Linked DNA regions of Homo sapiens: region 1 is linked to region 2. Evidence: chromatin loops called from intact Hi-C (ENCODE). Cell type or tissue: CD14-positive monocyte. All regions are shown on one strand.

Evidence for each region. Peaks named below come from ENCODE experiments on the same cell type or tissue, not always from the same donor. Only the 100,000 strongest peaks of a DNase experiment are listed, where the experiment ranks them.
Region 1: it touches region 2 in a loop (4-fold over the local background); 3 of 110 quality-filtered maps call a loop at or near these places.

What each region holds. Positions count from the first base shown.
Region 1 is chr22:30,269,901-30,272,400 of GRCh38, reverse strand. No RefSeq gene overlaps it. Among named protein-coding and RNA genes, the nearest start is that of OSM, 4.3 kb to the right of the region's middle. In CD14-positive monocyte, no CTCF peak of the experiment used is centred here; a DNase peak (open chromatin) is centred at 1,360; H3K4me3 peaks cover 758 bases; H3K27ac peaks cover 1,527 bases.
Region 2 is chr22:30,444,223-30,446,722 of GRCh38, reverse strand. No RefSeq gene overlaps it. Among named protein-coding and RNA genes, the nearest start is that of MTFP1, 20 kb to the right of the region's middle. RefSeq lists an enhancer at 1,247-1,541. In CD14-positive monocyte, CTCF peaks have their summits at 1,118 and 1,319 (motif pointing left); DNase peaks (open chromatin) are centred at 972 and 1,372; H3K27me3 peaks cover 2,346 bases.

The sequences.
Region 1 (2,500 bases), 170 kb after region 2:
TCACTCTGTCACTCAGGCTGGAGTGCAGTGGTATGAATATGGCTCACTGCAGCCTTGACCTCGCAGGCTCAAGTGATCTTTCGGTCTCAGCTTCCTGAGTAGCTGGGACCACACAGGTGCAAGCCACCATGCTCAGCTAATTTTTAAATGTTTTGTAGAGATGGGGTCTCACTTTTTTGGCCAGGCTGGTCTTGAACTCCTGGGCTCAAGTGATCCTCCCATCTTGGCCTCCCAAAGTGCTGGGATTACAGGTCTGACCACTGCACCTGGCCTATGTTTTCAATTCTCTTGGGTGTATATCTAGGAGTGGAATTGTTGGTTATATGATATCTCTATTTATTTTTTTTTTTTTTGAGACAGTGTCTCACTCTGTCACCCAGACTGGAGGGTAGTGGCACAATCTTGGCTCACTGCAACCTCCGCCTCCCAGGTTCAAGCAATTCTCCTGCCTCAGTCTCCCGAGTAGCTGGGACTACCGGCGAGTGCTACCATGCCTGCGTAATTTTTTGTACTTTTAGTAGAGTTGGAGTTTCACTACGTTGGCCAGGCTGGTCTCAAACTCCTGGCCTCAAGTGATCTGCCGGCCTCAGCCTCCCAAAGTGCTGGGATTACAGGCGTGAGCCACTGCCTCTGGCCTCTGTGTTTAACCATTTGCGGAACTGCCAAACTGTTTTCCAATTTGGTGGCACCATTCATTGTAGATTCCCACCAGCAATGCCCCAGGGTTCTCATCTCTCCATCTCCTCGTTAGCACTTGTAATTGTCTACCTTTGATTATAGCCACCCTAGTGAATGTGGAATGGCTTCTCATGGTGGTTTTGATTTGCATTTCCCTGGTGTTTAGCATCTTTTCACGTGCTTCTTGGCCATTTGTATATCTTCTTTTTTTTGGAGAAATGTCTATTAAAATCCTTTGCCCATTTTTAAATTGGATTGCTTGTCTTTTTCATTGTTGTTCAGTTGTCATTGCAGTTTAAAAAGAGGAAACTGAGGCTCAGAAGGGGGACATGACTGGTCCAGGGACACTGGGCTCACAGGCAGATTGAGATGGAACTTGGGTTGGTCTCCACCTCCCACCCAGCAGATTGGGGGCCACCTTCTCTCCCCCCACCAGAGCACCTCTCCCCAGCCTCCAGTTTCGACCTGGCCCTGCCAGGCCATCTCAGGTCCTATCCTTGCATTTAAAGGCGTAGGGCCCCACAGCAGAGGGTAAGCCGGAAAGCGAGGAAGCAGCAGTTCTGAGGAACCAAGCTGGTCCTCTCTTCCTCTCCAAATCACGCGGGCCTGGCTGACGTGGCCCGGGAAGAGGGGACAGCCCGGGTCCTGTGGTCGGGGAGCCTATTTATACTGGCTGGGCCATGTTGCAAGCTTTTCCTGCTGGTGAGAGGGACGTCACTGATTGCTGACCTCACCAGAAACGCTGACGCATCTTTCCTCACGCTTGGCTGGGATGGTCAGCGGCCAGGCCTCCTCACCTCCGAGCCACTCCCTGTCCTCCTGTGTATCACTTCACTCTGGATGCTCCGACAGTGGCCCCAGCCCCTGTGCCCTCCAGCTATGCCTTCCTCTTGCAGGCTGCATGGACTGAATGGTGTCTTCCCTGAACTCATGTGTTGAAGTCCTAACCATCGTGTGTCAGAACGTGACTGTATTTGGAAGTTGAGCCTTTAAAGAAGTAATTAAGGGCCGGGTGCGGTAGCTCACGCCTGTAATCCCAGCACTTTGGGAGGCCATGGCAGGCAGATCACTTGAGGCCAGGAGTTCGAGACCAGCCTGGCCTACATGGTGAAACCCCGTCTCTACTAAAAAAATACAAAAATTAGCCAGGCATGGTGGTGGGCACTTGTAGTCCCAGCTACTCGGGAGGCTGAGGCAGAGAATTGCTTGAACCTGGGAGGCAGAGGTTGCAGTGAGCCAAGCTGGCGCCACTGCACTCCAGCGTGGGTGACAGAGTGAGATTCCATCTCAAAAAAAAAAAAAAAAGAAAAGAAAAAAAAAAAGAAGTAATTAAGGTAAAATTGGCCAGGTGTGGTAGCACATACCTGTAATCCCAGCTACTCTGGAGGCTGAGGCAGGAGGCTCGCTTAAGGCCGGGAGTTCAAGGCTGCAGTGAGCTATGAAAGCACCACTGTACACTTAAGCCTGGGCAACACAGCAAGACTTTGTCTCGAAAAAGAAAAAAAAAAGGAATAATTAAGGTAAAATGTGAGTGGGCCCTAATCCAATGTGAATGGTGTCCTCATAAGAAGAGATAAGGCCAAGCGCGGTGGCTCGCTCCTGTAATCCCAGCACTTTGGGAGGCTGAGGCAGGTGGATCACCTGAGGTTAGGAGTTCGAGATCAGCCTGGACAACATGGCGAAACCCTGTCTCTACTAAAAATACAAAAATTAGCCTGGCGTGGTGGCACACGCCTGTAATCCCAGCTACTCAGGAGGCTAAGGCAGGAGAAGCGCTTGAACCCAGGTGGCAGAGGTTGTAGTGAGCTGAGATCGTGCCACT
Region 2 (2,500 bases):
GATACTTTTGGGTTCACAGAGTTAATGCTGATGAAGGGTCACTGCACAGTGGACTTCATTTTCTCATCTGCAGGAAGGTGATAATGATGGCACCTGTCTCATGAGGCTACATAATGCGATGGAGGTTACATAATGCGATGCTTAGCTCAGTGCATGGCACACAGAAAGAGCTCCATCCACGTGCTCTGTGGGTGTCCAAGGGGAGGGCTGAGCGCGTGATGGAGGGGACTGTAGGGCAAGATGATTCCGTCTTGGGGAGGGAGCCAAGCAGGGTTCATGGAGCGGGTACCGTTAGAGCTGGACCTTGAAGGCTGGGAAAAAAGGGAAATGGGATGGGGGGCGGGCATTGCTGGCAGATGACATGGCCTGAGCAAAGGCAGGGAGGCAGGGTGGGCAGGGCACATCCAGAGAATGACGAGGATTCAGGGGAGGCAATAGCATGGGTGCAGGGATGTGTGTGGTGAGAGATGAGGCCAGGGGATTTTGAATGCCAAACTGATGTGTTCAGACTGGATCCTGGGGACCGTCATAAGCCATGAAAAGTATTGGGACAGAGGAGGGACCTGGAGAGATTCAGCCACCAGTGTGATCAGATCAGAATGTTTCTTTATGCAATGGGCAATTAAGGAATTCCCAAGCTTTTAGCTCACACAAATAAGACCCCAACAATCCTCAGATGCACATCTCTGGACAATTGTCCAATTAGTTCCTCTGAATAAATTCTTAAAAGTGGAATCCTTGAACCATGTAATTGGCATTTTTTATATCTGGGTTAGACACAGATGGAACGATTCAATCATTTGCCCTTGAAGTGGATGTCTCTTGCCACAAAAATAATGGCCAGTATTTGTGGAGCTCTTGCTGTGAGCCCCACTCTGCCTGGATGCTTTGTGAATCATTTTGTCTGTAATCCTCACAACAGCTTCAGGTCATTACAGAGAACTGTGCAGAGAGAAAACCAATGCTCAGAACATTAGGTAACTTGCCCAAGGTCACACAGCCTATGAATCATCCCCTGACTGTGTAGAGGGTCATAGGCTGGAAGGGCAGTGGGCAAAAGCAGTCCTAGGCTGGGGGAGGTATCGGGAGTTAGGGGACTGCGTGAGCTTGGGTCAGTGATTTTAACTCTAGGAAACAGAGACCTAATAACAACATCCATCTCAAGATGAGGTTATGAAGATTATTATTATTTTTTGTACCCCATTTCTGTTGAAGGTTGTTAAGATTAAATGAGTCACATCGCATGAATTGCTTAGAACAGGACCCGGTGCCCACTATGAGCAATTCACTAAGAGTTTATCAATAATCAGTTTGAATCGGCCAACATGGGCACGTTGGGAGGTGCTCCCCCCTTGTGGTTATTGCTAGTATTGCGTGAAGATGGCCACTTGGGGCCCGACTCCCAGCATGCACTAGGACAAAGGCCACAAAACCCGGGGGTGGGAAAAGACCCCGCCCCATCCCAGCTGAGGTCCGCTCCATCCTCTTACACAGGGAATGGCGATTTCCCATCACAACCACCATCTGCCACCTCCTGTCTAGTTGACCTCTCTGTACCTGTTTCCCCACCCATATGAATGACTTAGCACAGAACTCAAAGCCCCAAAGAATTGCTTCTGGTCCCCTGCCCAGGAAAGAGGTAAGCTTTCCCTGGAGAAAGAGCTTCCCAGTTGTACATGGCTAGAGTGTTTGAAGGAGGTATTCCAGCTCTGTGGATACCCCTTCAAGTAAGGTTGCCAGGTAAAATACAGGATGCCCAGTTTAGTATAAGTATGTGCCATGCAATGTTAGGGGTACACTTCTAAAACATCCTTTGCTGTTTATCCGAAATTCACATTTGAGCACCCTGTTATTTGCTAAACTCAGCAACTACCCCTGGGTGTTTGGGGCAGAGGCAGGGGCTGGGCTGCCTGGGAGGGGGCGACTGCCCATTCTGGGCCAGGAACCTGGGATGTCTCACTTCAGCCCTCCCAAGCTGGTGGGAGGAGTCTCTGTTGCTAACCCCACTTCACCATGAGGCCAATGGCGTCTGAAAGCCACACAGATGATGTGCAGCCTCCAGGATAAATGCTCACAGAGGAGGCAGCTACTACAGCAATGGGGGGAGTGTTGGCCTAGAGGGAGCCCAGAGTGAAACCACTTTTGCAAAAATTATAACAGTGAGAAAATTATGGCAGTGAAAGAGATATGATCTAGCCAAGTCCTGATCTCGCCCCAGGCCTTCAAGCTGCCCCTAATTATTCCTGGGCTTAGGCCAAGCTAACTTTGGGAGACAGTTTATAGTTTAAATGATAATAGCCCTTCCCCAAAACTCAACCACCTTTGCGAAGCTAATAAGAGACCACCAGGGTAGGAGAACAGAGAAGGCTGAATTCTCCTAAGGTGTAGACATAAATGATAGCCAGTCATTATTCTGGAGGTCAGAAGATATGCAGCTTCCCCAAGTACTCCTGCAGGTAACATCACTATTTTAGAACCTAAGATTGGCCTTTTGTTGTTA